2 separate regions of the Mus musculus genome follow, and region 2 is linked to region 1. Evidence: chromatin loops called from intact Hi-C (ENCODE). Cell type or tissue: left cerebral cortex. All regions are shown on one strand. Links, peaks and the distances in the headings refer to the core of each region. The heading gives the core; the rest is flanking DNA. Region 1 has its middle 49 kb from the start of Prkd1. Region 2 overlaps Prkd1 (protein kinase D1).

The links. Hi-C counts contacts between places; a loop is a spot of excess contacts. Peaks named below come from ENCODE experiments on the same cell type or tissue, not always from the same donor. Only the 100,000 strongest peaks of a DNase experiment are listed, where the experiment ranks them.
Region 2: a loop joins it to region 1, with 2.2 times the contacts of the local background. A loop is called at or near these places in 2 of 42 quality-filtered maps.

What each region holds. Positions count from the first base shown.
Region 1 is chr12:50,694,587-50,701,684 of GRCm38, forward strand. No RefSeq gene overlaps it. Among named protein-coding and RNA genes, the nearest start is that of Prkd1, 49 kb to the left of the region's middle. In left cerebral cortex, for the core only: a CTCF peak has its summit at 3,099 (motif pointing left); DNase peaks (open chromatin) are centred at 3,097 and 4,114.
Region 2 is chr12:50,530,633-50,537,730 of GRCm38, forward strand. The region is part of intron 1 of Prkd1 (protein kinase D1); the gene reads right to left. Among named protein-coding and RNA genes, the nearest start is that of Prkd1, 120 kb to the right of the region's middle. In left cerebral cortex, for the core only: a CTCF peak has its summit at 4,099; no DNase peak of the experiment used is centred there.

The DNA.
Region 1 (7,098 bases), core at 1,653-4,152:
TGTGTTCCCCCTTTTAAGAAGAATCAAAGTATCCACACTTTGAGCTTCCTTCTTGAGTTTCATGTGTTTTGCAAATTTTATCTTGGGTATTCTGTGCTTCTGGGCTAATATCCACTTGTCAGTGAGTACATATCATGTGCATTCTTTTGTGACTGGGTTACCTCCAGATCCATCCATTTGTCTAAGAATTTCATAAATTCATTGTTTTTAATAGCTGGGTAGTACTCCATTGTGTAAACAGAACACCACTGGCTTGTGCTGTAAGATCAAGAATCAGAAAATGGGACCTCATAAAATTGCAAAGCTTTTGTAAGGCAAAGGACACTGCCAATAAGATAAAATGACAACCAACAGATTGGAACAAGATCTTTACCAATCCTAAATCCAATAGGGGGCTAATATCCAATATATATAAAGAACTCAAGAAGTTGGACTCCAGAAAACCAAGTAACCCTATTAAAAATGGGGTGCAGAGCTAAACAAAGAATTCCCAACTGAGGAATATCGAATGGCTGAGAAGCACCTGAAAAAATGTTCAACATTCTAATCATCAGGGAAATGCAAATCAAAACAACCCTGAGATTCAACCTCACATCAGTCAGAATGGCTAAGATCAAAAACTCAGGGGGCAGCAGATGCTGGTGAGGATGTGGAGAAAGAGGAACACCCCTCCATTGCTGGTGGGATTACAAGCTGGTCCAACCACTCTGGAAACTAGTTTGGTGGTTCCTCAGAAAAATTTACATAGTACTACCAGAAAATCCAACAATACCACTCTTGGGCATATACCCAGAAGATGCTCCAACATGTAATAAGGACACATGCTCCACTATGTTCATAGCAGCCCTATTTATAATAGCCAGAAGCTGGAAAGAACCTAGTTGTCCCTCAACAGAGGAATGGATACAGAGTTTTGATTCCTGTAAGGCTTCTCTAAAAATGTTTATTTGATTCTTGAATGTCCTTTGAGTAACCACAAGGAAGCACAGGTGAAGTGCCTGCCTGAGCAGGCAAATGTCAAGTGAGACTGAAGACCTGACAAAAGAGCAAACTGACCTTTTGGACCAAATGCATTCTCTGTTGGAGAGCTCTATCTACTCAACTTCATAGACACTGGCTAGGCTTGTGTTACTTGGGTATAATGAACACACCTGGAGATAATTTCCCAACACATGATTCACCTCTTCCCACTATTAAGTGTCATAAGAAGTGGGGGGCACTTCCTCCCTTGTTGCTGGATTGGATGGGTCTAAACTAGTCAAACGAAGACTGAAATAAGGGTGTGGAAATTTTAGTTCAATGGCTTTGAGATGCTCAATCTGAAATTGGGAGGATGAAATAATCTGCTGCATATGGTCTTTATGCGGTCCAGGGAAGGAAACAGAGTTCTCAGTAGAAGAATGGAGCAGAAAGGAGGAGAGATTGTCAGAGAAGGCAAATCCTGAGGGGAAACACTGTGGACACTGAGCCCTGCTCTAGTCTAGCACCTGAGGAGATCTGCTATATCGCTGGCATTTGTATGGGAGCTATTTTTTCATGCTCAATCTGTCTTGCTTTGCTTTCATCTACAAGAAGCACAGAGAGCCCCCAAAGTAGATTACTTCAGAATGGATTTGAGGCAATATTCTGAGATTTTAGAATAACTTCTGACAGATACCAAAGAAACAAGAAAGATTACAATTCTGCTTTAAATGAACTAAGTGTCTCTTAACTTTTTTTTAATTTTAAGGATTGCTAATTGTTTTTCAAACTGACACTTAACTAATTGGGTTATAATTTGGTGTTGTAAGCTTTTCGACTTTGCCAGGTGTGGTAGCACACGCCTTTACTCCTTGCACATACAAGGCAAACATTTACAGCCTAGACTACAAAAAGTGAGTTCCAAGACAACCAGTGCTAACTAGAGAGAACATGTCTCAAACAAACAAACAAACCCCCAAAATACAACCTGTAATGAACAAAAGAGGGTAATTAGCATGTCCCTGTTTTTAAACCATATACCATGACTTCATGAGTCCATCATACTTATGTCACACATAAGTTGCTCACACACAAGATGAATATGACTGAAACACCATCAAAATAGTAGCTCTGGAACTTTTCGGGATCTTTGAACTTCCCCAACATAACATTATATAGTTGACTACTTTCTTTACATTTTGTCTGTCCTTCTCTTAAACTGTAAGCTAAGTTGATTGGCTTCTTCTCAAAAAATGGTTATATTTATTATTAAGTGTATAATCGATGAATAAGAGATGAAGGGGTGAATGGATGGATTCACTGCATGAGCCTGGCATGTCTGAAAGCCCTGACTATTTTAGATGTGCTAATATGCATGTACTTTTAATGAAAGCTTGTATATAAATGGGTGATACAGTATTTTTTCAGCTTTTACAGTGGCCCTCTTCAGAACAAACTTTTTCCTGTTTCAAGGAAAATCATCCTAATGCTTTTATCTACCCGAGGTCAGCTTCCTTCTTTCTTACCTTAGCTTACAGACAGAAACTTCCTTCTGAATATACTGAAAAGAAATTCATATCTATAGTAAGTGGGAGAAATCATCATGAGATTAATTATTCATGGAAAGTGAAGGGATGGTTGGGATGTCTATCTCCGCATGTACACATCTACATTTGTACTCCCGCCATCCATGAGTCTGGCTTAAAAGGAGAATAAGTAAAATGTAAATGGAAGCAGATTAGAACTGTCTAATTGTCATAAAACAATAGTTTCTCATCCTCCAAAATTTATATTTAAAAATTGCTAAATGTATCTTTGTTCACCAAGCACTTTAATTAACACCTATAACATGGTGATTATATTATTCAACATTTAAGTGCTTAATTTGCAATCTGGAATTACAGGCATTCCCTGATAAAGATATATTTTCATTTGTTGCATTTGTATTTTTAGTAGAAGACAAAAATAAGCAGATACTTATATGATAATATAATGCTAGATCCATAAACAGGAGTTTTCCTCCCTCCCTTCCATTGCACTTGAGATTAAAACACAGTAACAATCTATTTTTATGTGATGAGCGATTGGATGTTTTTTCACATCGTGAGAGGTTGGAAGTACTGTACCTGCCATCTACTGGAAGTCTGTGGGAGGTACATTTCCCTAGGAACAACTCCAGTCCTCTAGAGAGAGGCTAAAAAACTGCTGCTTGTGCTAGTCGAGGAAAGTGTACCACAGGCTTTGAGGTCATTTAGTGCTATTAAAGCAAATTAAAGAAAAAAATGACCTCATTAATCACAGGCACAAAATGGACCTAGCTAAATCTGAAAAGAAAAAAGGAAAGAGTGACTCACCTTTGAAATGTTAAAGGTTCTACAAGGCCAAGGGGGGTGGGGGGCGGGAAGAGCAACAGCTGTCCTTACCTGAATTCTCACTAGGAGGAGAGCTCTGTGTGTGTGTGTGTGTGTGTGTGTGTGTGTGTGTGTGTGTGTGTGTGTGTGAGAGAGAGAGAGAGAGAGAGAGAGAGAGAGAATTCTTGCAATTAGGTCTTGGCTCATGGGGAAGCCAGGATTCTCAGTTTCTTTAGTGACTTCTGTTGAGCATTTCTGGGCTTCATTGGATTGTTTGACAAAGGTCAGGTGTTAAAATGAGAGGAGACAAGATATGGAGAGTGTTCTGAAATGGTGAAAAACTGTAAGAATTTAGATGCCATGGTTAGGTCTTTAGTTACAAGCTTTGGGAACTATATTTAATTCCTCCAACTATGTGCTGGGTCAGATAGCTCATTTCCTGTAACCTGCAAACCTACAAGGACAATTAATAGACCCATATTGCAATCCCATTAGCCCACTTTCTTGCCTAGTTTTTTTTAATGTAACCTATGTAAGGACTCCTCTTTCCTGAGTTGCAAAAAGACAAACAACAAACACCTCACTGAGTTGCCATTTAATTCCATTTTTATGAATGGCTTTTAAATTAGTGTTTTACAGATTTAAAAACAGAGTGCAATGCTTCCAGCTGGTAGGTAGATGAAGATAACAAAGGAGTTATGAGTTGCAGATTTCCACTGACACCCTCACAGCTTGCTAGTCTCACATGGAATGGCAGCAGCACCAGGGAGAGTGGCTTCACTGAGGTCCCATTGTAGTGTGCAATGTCCATTTCAGGTCACTTCACACCAGTTGCTGCTACTTCCATGACCTCACATTACCTCTAACGAAATTGTAAAATAAACATTGGATTTGAAATTGAACCAGGAATGTCCTTGAGCCACTGTCATGTGAATAAAGACAAAGTTTTTTTTTTTTTAAAGTATAAAACTATGTGCTAGAAGTGTCCTTGACATTGTGCACTAGGAGTATCCACTTCAACTTGGAAATTCAAACAAGGAGATCACTTTCCACACATTTCAGCCTTCAATTAGCATACTTCAGCACAGGAGGGAGAACACAGGGGCAGCTGTTATTTCCAGGGATACTGGGACAGTGAGAAGGACAAGTGGCACAGAGGGCTCCAGTGCTAAGTGACAAAACAGTGGGACTTTTGTGTTGAGCAGACAGACAGACCAGAGACACAGAAAATCCTTCCGCCATAAACATCTGGAAGTACTGGGGGGAAAGCACGGGGAGCAGTGTTTAAAATGCACAGCCAGACTCAGAAAGAAATACATCCAGTCCACAGGAGCTAGAAGGAAGGAGAAAAGAGACTGGATTAGGAAACAGCGCTGCACCCTGACAGCTGGTCAGGAGGTGAGGCATGGGAAGGCATTAGTCAATTCTGGAAATTAAATGAAGGTGGCAGTTCCAGGCTTGGGAGCTGACTGCGTTGGGGAGTAAGATCATCAAACTTTCACTTCACACACAATGCTACAAAACTGGGCTAAGGGAAATAAAATTGTTGGTTCAGGGAATGTGCAGAGAGGGAACAACCTATCTAGCTGCAAAGCCAGTGGGAGGAACATTATTAACTGGACCTGGGGTCTGGACAGGAGAAATTATTTCACTAAGGATTATCTACTGAAGGAACAAAGATCAAAATTCAACCACAGGAACTTCAGATGATAAATTTGAAGCATGTACACAATTAATGTGATTGAAAGAGGAAGGAATCAAAAGTCTAAAAAAAGTCATTTAATACTACCCAAAGTACATAAGAGAGTCTCTCTCTCTCTCTCTCTCTCTCTCTCTGTGTGTGTGTGTGTGTGTGTGTGCATGCGCGCGCACGTGCGCGCGCGTGAGAGAGCACACATGTACAAGAGCACATGTATACATATAGAGATGCTCAGTAGTGGCTAAGGGCACTTTCTGCTTTTCCAGGGGACCCACACTGAGCAACTCAGGACAGCCCACACTCCAGCTCCAGGGGATCCAATGCTCTTTTCTCATGGGAGAGAATGTACACATATACATGGCAAACACATATACAAACACTCATAGCATAAATAAAAATAACAGTAAATCTTTAACATAACAAACAGTAAATGTATTGGGGCTAGAGAGATGGTCCAGTGGCTGAAGGTACTGGATGATCTTCCAGAGGTATTGGGTTCAATTGCCGGCACTAACATGGCAGCTCACAACTGTCTGTAATACAGCTTCAAGTGATTTGACACCCCCCACAGTATAAATGCAGATAAAACAGCAATGTACATATAATTAATTAATTAATTAATTAATTAATTAATGTATCATATGGTCTATAATTCCATGGGTATTTGCAACAGTAAAAAGCCACTGTGTGTTTGCATAAAGGATGTTTATTTCCTTTATATTAGACTCCATCTAGCTGCTTTGTTTCCTATAATTTTTATTGGATGTAATTAAGGATGTTTGCTCTGAAATACCTGAAACAGGAAAATTTCAGGGGAAAATGTATAGTAACTTATTTTAAAAGTCACTGGAAAGTATTGGGCATGCCTGAAGAGTAACTCAGTGCTCAGAAAAATTAGTTTGCTAGCAATGAAAGGACTCCTAAAGACATACTGCTATATCCTTAAATCAGGGCCTCACTCAGCCAACATCTGAGAGGCTTCCTCTTGGAGTAAATAGAAATGAACACAGAGTCCCACAAGTGGACAATGTGAAAGAATAACAGACTTTGGAGCACTCAACCTTACACAGAATGTCTAGATTAAATCCCTCCCCTCAAGGTCAGGAAGCGCTCTGGGAAATGAAGTAGAAAAGTGTTAGACACAAAGGGGATGGATGACTCCAAGGAAACAGTGTTTTGCAGACACAATGGGACTGGTGCACATGTAAACTCACAGAGACCTTGGCAGTTGCATAAGACCTGCGGGGGTTCAGGGTCCCACACCCTAAGCAAGAGTATTCTGCAACTGACACCCACTGTCAAAAGGGAAAATTGATTTTCCCTAATGAAACTATCACTGGGCACTTTATCTATGCTCCAAGGCAGGCCCCAAGCCCAGGAGTAGCTGTCCAACACAACACAAACTCAATGGTATTTCTGTGATTTTTTTTTTTTTGTCTTATTGGTCTTTTGTTTGTTTTGAATTTTGGTTTTGTGTTATTGTGTTGATTTCATTTGGTTTATTTATTTATTTTTGCTTTTTTTTTTTTTTTTTTTGAGAGTGACAGTAAGAGACACACAGACAGACACACACACAGAGTGTCTAATTTCATTTAAATTAGAATCAAGTGACATTTGACAAATGGAAGTAGATTGCAAGGACTACCAAAGAACTTGCAGAAGGAATTTCTCACTAATACATTTCATACAAAAAGATGTCACTTTAGTAAAGGACTAAGATGGAGGAAAAAAGTGTGAGTTAACAGTTTGGTACACAGTAGTCAAGTCTAAATGATCATAGTTTAATTATCATGGAACAGGAACAATCATTAATCCAAGAAGGGGAAGCATAGTAAGCCAAATTCTCAACAAGTGACATAGTGTCAAGTAACCTTGACTTGTACAATGTGCTAAGGGCATTCTAGTTCTGAGTCTTGTGAAGAAACCAATTTCTGTAGGATACTGACTCAACTGAATACGCTATTTAGTTTTGTCTTAGTCAGTGTTCTGTTGCTGTGAAGAGTCATCATGACCGCAGTGAGTCTTATAAAAGGAAAGTATTTAAATAGGGATTGCTTACAGTTTCAGGGTTGCTTACAGTTTCGGAGG
Region 2 (7,098 bases), core at 2,949-5,448, 160 kb before region 1:
ACACCATTCAATTAATGCCAATATTGCATGCAGAGACATAACTTACCATGCCCCAGATACCATATGCACATTGATTGGTCACAGGGCCATGTGAAGAAATCAAGCAGATACTAATGAGGGTCTCCTCCCTCCTGACTAGTGTTCATATCACTGGAAGATAGAAGGCAGAGTAACAGGAGGAAAGGCCATAATCTACCTTGCACATGTGGGAACCCTGTGAACTGCAGTAATGGGTAAAACTATTTCAAATGAAGTCTAAAATTACATAAGGATCCAAATGACAACTGTCAATTTTGGGGATAAAGTAGAAACATTTTGAATATTAAATTCATATTTTATATACTCATGTATAGTACCACATAAGAACACTTTTATGGTATTACCATAGAAAACATTAAAACAACTTAGAAAGTGAGGGGAAATAACCCACAGATTTTATCTAAACTGTATTTAAAAGAGTACAATGTTATCTAACACTTGTAAATCTTTTTTGACAATGCACTGAGTTATGCAATTACCTTTCCTCATACTTCCAAAAGGTAATACCTTCAGATTTCCTCTTTAAAATGTTTTCTCCTGTCTTCTCAGAAACAACCATATTATTTGTATATTCAGAGGTAAGCTGATAAAATAATATTTATGCCAAAGTTAGTTTACTGGCTATTTCAAGGCATATTTGCCTACAACATTATATCATGATACGTGGTTCAGCTGGAAAACAAAGGCCTCCCTGTTTTGAGATGACTGCAAATGAAGGAGAAGAAAGGTTCCGATTGGCCCTCAGCCCCACAAGATCAATAAGAGTCCTTCTCTGTGGCATAGCCAAATGCTCTGGGCTCAAGGGTTCTTGTCTGGTGAATTCTGTCATTCTGAGTCTCAAATGCATCCTGAGCAATTTGCTTTATCTCAGACTGTTTTGCTTTGAGGACTTCCCCTGGGTTTTGAGTGTTACTTGAAACAACCAAAAAATCCTTAGTGAAACAAAAAACATGATTGCGTATGTATCATTAGGTAAAGGAAATGAGTCTAAGTGTAAATCTTTCCACTAAATAACTATTTTTATCAAAACACAATTTTGTTTGTTTAAAAATATTTTGTTTCTGTTGTTTGGTTTTGGAACTCTTCTGTTTACTCAATAGTCAAGATATACACTAGTTAGAAGCACCACCTAAATAAGATTGTATTTCAAGATGCAAATTTTAAGTCGTGTTGCTAATAATATATGCACAGCTGAGTGAACAACTTATGAGAAAGATGTACATTTTGGATACAGCCTAATTATTATCTAATTTTCATAATGTCAGAAATAACAGAATGTTTATTATGTACTCAGCACCTGTTAATAATCTGCTATAAATACCTGTAGGCATTTACACTTGCATTTTGAAAAGAAAAACAGAAAAGTCTGATGCATCCTATCGATTAGGGCACTCATCAGTAGACTGAGCAATCCTAGAATCACTCAACAACACAGCATTCCAATCTGAGTTAGCTTACCTACAGTATCACAATTTCCACATCCCAAGGCTAGTTTTCAGTTTCAGTGCTCATAATTTGTTTTTCACTCAGGTAAGTCGAAATTATCTATGGAATAACTTTCCTTCTAAAGAAGATAGACTGACTGCACCTCAGGCTATTATCCATAGCAGAATATGACAGCATTAGGGTCATGATCGCATGCTACCCAATCATTCATTTGACAAGCAGTGTGAAGATTTAAGTTACATGCTCTCATAAACGAATGATTTTAGCCTTACATTTTGATGAGGGCAGAGATAAGAATCTACTAATTGTGGGATCCAATGTGACCATGGTAGTGTAGAGGTATACAGGATGAAAATACAAAATGGAGTTTTAGCTTCATTTGAAAATAGAAATCATAAAAAGGGGCTTTAGAAAGGGTTTCTTTGGGAGATACTGTGGATATTGTAAAGATGACTCAGAGCACAGCATAGATAGCAGCCATTCAATGAGAAGATAATGATGATGGAGAAAACCGTGATGGCAATGACAGTTACACAGTTACAGCTGTTCAACACAGAACCGTTCTTCTCCAGACCAGCTACATTTAAGTCATATTATAAATACAATCAGATGGACCAGGCAAAACCTTCTATTTTCAGCAATAACAACCAAAAGGGCCTGGTGACTTTAGCTGCTTAACCATCATCCACCTTATCAGAGACTGCTCATCATGGATGCCAGCGGGTCCATCTCATCAGTCCAAAGGAGAGGAAAAGGGTTGATGATGAGGCACATAACATTCCCACCATTGCTCTGTATGCATGAAACCACCGAGACAGTGGGTGGTAACCTGAGCAGGCCTGCCCCCTCCAATCAGGACATTTCACACTTACTGCTTCTGCCATGGCATTCAGTGCATTCAGTCACAGGTAGAGCTTCTCAGCGGCCTGAATCAGGGCAAGTGGGGTTTCAGTGAATGCATACCCCGATGTAAAGTCAAACAGATCTGTGTATAGTGTTTAAACACCTGTAGCGCTTTCTAACAAGAACAACGATTGTTTAACACTTACCCTTCTGGCTCAAGTAAAACTTTCTGTCATTTCGGCCACTTCATTCTTTTATCATTCCGGTTTAGTGGACTATGACGTAATCATATCCCAGACAATTACTAGGCTCTTTCATATGTGTTACTTGTTCAGATATCTCCTGACCAAGGTGCTATGTGACCATTTTCTAAAGTGGTTGTACCAAAGCCATTAGCAGTATATCAAAGTTCTAGCTTAACAAAATGGAGTAAGGCCAATCACTTCAGTATTACCTCTTGTAAAAGTATACTTTCTATAACTTCCACACTATAAACAGAATGTATATAACCCACATGTTATAGATTACAAAAGTGATAGTGTACTCATACTTTACTCCCAATGAAATAAATTACACATAAAAAATTCCTCACATAATACAAGGTTGTTACTACTATAAAAGTATAAACTTTTTATTTTTATTTTTTTTCTTTTTCCAATTTTTTATTAGATATTTTCTTCATTTACATTTCAAATGCTATCCCAAAAGTCCCCTATACCCCACCCCCCGCCCTGCTCCCCTACCCACTCACTCCCACTTCTTGGCCCTGGTGTTTCCCTGTACTGGGCCATATAAAGTTTGCAATACCAAGGGGCCTCTCTTCCCAATGATGGCCAACTAGGCCATAAAATGTCAATATTCTTATTTAATAATTTAACTAATTTTTATAAAATTAGAACCCAAACATAAATAAATTATATCCCAAACATAGATTAAACCATTAAACAATATTAAAATAAAATGATTTTCAAGAAATCAAATTTCATGCTACAATTTTACAGTTAAGAAAAATGAGAAATATTTTAGTATAATTATAAAATATTGATGACACTTGAAGCTTTGAACATCAGCTTCTCTCATGTATTGCTTTGTAAAGAACTTTTTTAAACATTGGAAATTTCCAAGAACAGTACTGGGTACATTTGTACTTAGAAACGCTTCAGTCAGGACACTAAAATTCGCTGATCATCACAAGTAAGAAGTGAAGAGTTTTTCCATTTTAGTGACAACAGCTGCCATTCTGTAAACACCCTAAGTGCCAGGATGGAGTGATGCTGAATCACAGGAGCCAAATGACAAGGTGTGTTCCCTAAAGAAAAGGGACGCTCACAAAGTGTGAGCACAGCAGTACATGGGAAGAGGAGGCACTAAGCATGAAATGCATGAGGCAGGCAAATAATTCAAGTTCACTTAGCAGGCGGTGGACACAGCCAATGTAAGTGTGGCGCCAACGTTAGGCCATTGCTTTAAAAAAAAAAAAAATCACACATTCTTCTTATGTTCCGGAACTCAGTGAGATCTGCTCACAAAATAAAATGCATTAAACATTCAAGGAGATAACATGGCAAAATAGAGACAGCTACAAATCAAGTTCTTTTTAACAGATTTTACACTACACATGAAAAAAAAAAACTAACAATCTGCTGATTATTAGCGCTGCCAAACTGGAAAAAGTTCTTGTGGTTAAAATAAAAGCAAAATATGCATAAATATATAGGAGTAACAAAAGACTATTTTTGCTCCTGGGAGCACTGTAATTTGGCTTAAATGGTAGGTGTTTCTTCAGGATAGAGAATGTAACTGCACTTAAAGACACATCCGATTGTATATTCATATATGCGGTAGTCATTTTTTAAATGCTGGTAGGAAGAAACTATCTACAGAAAAGAAATAAAAAAGATTATAAATTTAAAATAATCTAGACTACAATGACAAAGACGCTGTTTACTTTTTTCTGCTTCCAGATGAATCTAATGAGTTACATTTTGCTTAAAGTAAACACAATCTGTTACCAGGACCTCACCTGTCCTAAGATACTGTGTTCCTACATCCCATAGTCTATAAAGGACATCTTCTCAATGCAGTGTTTTCTGGAGAAGTTGAAAACATAAAACCATTGATGTTTGTTCGTTTGTTTGTTTGTTTTTGCTTACACAGTTGGGTATCATACACTGAAGCAGGACTGTATTCAAATAATCATTTTATGAATGGTATTTCTGAGTTAAGTAGTAAAAGATAAGCATTCATTCAATCTTACTTAAAAAAAATTCCTTAGACTTGAAAAAGAAATGAAGTAGAGCCCTCGTGATAGGGCTCAAACCTTGAGAGTCCTCTAGTAGAGGACCTAAGTTCTGTTTCCAGCAACCGCATCACAGCTTACAACTGTCTGTAACTGCAGTGCTAGGGGACCAAACTTCCTCCTCATGCATATGCATGGTGCAAATACATACATGCAGGCAAAATACTCATAAACATAGATGATAGACAGAGAGATAGGCAGACAGAATAGATCCGTGTGTGTGTGTGTGTGTGTGTGTGTGTGTGTGTGTGTGTGTGTGTGTAATTCAATTCGACACAATGGCTTTATTTATTTAGTGGTATCCTTAAGATGGATACTTTCCTTCAGCTTTGAGATACACTTAAATTACTTTAATTTTCTTAATGTTTACGACCATCTGTCCATTCAATAGTACTTTTGTATTTTTGTGAATTCTTTAAATTTACCTCAATTTCAATTTTCTACACGCTAAATGTCTCAGTAGTACATCAAACTCCTAAATATTTTGAGATTGTAAGTAAAGAGGAAGGATAGGAAATGTCACACAATAAATCTTTTCATATATTTATTTCATATATTTAAAGATATTGTATATATATATGCATATATATATATATATATATACACATACATACATACATACATTTAATTCTCCAGTCTATTTTAGTAGTGTCATTCTTACTGAATAAAAAAGAGTTGAAGAAAAAAGTCACCTTCCTTTCTACAGTTGCCTCCTTTGTACAGCAATGTGTACTGATTCACGTTGCCACTTCATTCTCACCTAATACTCATTTACCAACAGGCCTGTTTAGAGGCTCTAACTCAACATCTTCCTCTCTCCAGCATGAGCTGCACTTGTGGTGCTTACTGGGAAATGAAACATTTTGGTGACTTAATGGTCAAATGAATGAATCAGCCTGGAATTGCTCTCAAATAGAAAATCTATTCTAACTGGAAGCTATAGCAGAATTTACCAAGTGCAGAATCATGGTTAATTATTTTAGAGTTTCCTTGGTTGCAGATATTAAAACCATTACTGCAAACAATTACATAAACATAAATCAGTATTTTGTACAATGCATATTTTAGTTATAAACTCAACTTCTGATTAACATTAGCTGCTTTTTTTTTGGTGGGTAGGTGAAAAGGAAAGTCAAAAACAGAACAAACATAACTGAGTCATATTATTTCATGAATGTTAGTTGGCTATATTAGTATACTTGGTTTTTCCCTAATTAAAAATTCTATACTTTCCTTTATGTACTGATTCATAAGTAAAGGTGATATGCATATTTGTAACACTCTTCTAAACAAGCAAATGATTTCTCTGGCTAAATGGTATCTCCCAATAGGATTACAGGGTATATTATGTTGGCATGAATTAGTTTGTTAGGTAAATAACCTTAAATGTGAAATAGCAATCAACAAGTATGCATAAAAATCATTTAAATGTGTATGGTGTGCTTTCCTGAATTGAGTGATTCTAGTTTGTCTATCTTAAATTCCTCAACTCCTAAATATGGAAATTAGTGTGAGTGACTAATTACAACAATATGAAAGTTCTTAACTATATTCTTTAATTATTTGTCACTTCATAGGACTGCCTACTTTTTTTTTCTTTTGAAAAAAGATGAACTTGTTCATTAAATTCTTTGGATGTGGAGGCAGAAATTCCTGTAGCTTCCAAAATAGAAAAATTGAATGTTTTGTAGTTAGTTCTGGGCTAATGACATTAATTTAGTAGCCATCAGCCTGTAAATGATATTTAATGTCACAAGACTGAATGAGATTCCCAAAGATACACAAGCAGAGACAAGAACTGAACCCTTATTCCTCCAACCCTCTAATATTATAAGGTCTGGAAAAAAAAAAACAGCAAGTGGGTTACAGACAGCTGGCAAGATTCACTGTGTTCAGTGCACTGAAGCAAGGTCTAATGAGATGAAAACCAAACCCCAAACAATGAACGGACCTAGAAGGTTAGTGTTGAAACCTGATGATGGGCCCAGGCAAGATATCTCCAATGGTCTAATAGCTGCACTTTCATCTTGAAGAGTACCACAGCTGTCTAATTGGATTTAAGGCCCACTAATAGGAGATGCTGTAAACCTGGCTAATGGCCTATTGCTACAGACTCATAGACCCTAAAGGAGAACTCATTCCTGTCACATTCCTATACTAATTTCAGGTAATGTTTTAGGATGATATTAATGTTTCTGACTAAAATGAAAAATGAATACAATTTATGGGCTAAGATTCCTTTTGTGATAAGTGCCTAGCCAAATACAATAAATATTATTTAGTAAAGCAGAGATAGAGGAATGATGCCATTATCTACCATTATATAAACTTGAGGTTTAATAGCTTCTGGAAACTATTAACTTGGTTTATCGTGTCTGTATGGAATACAAGAATTGTACTGCTACAGAATATGAATCATAAATATCTTATCCTATCAGAGCTAGACCGTGACACAAACTTATCCTTATGTA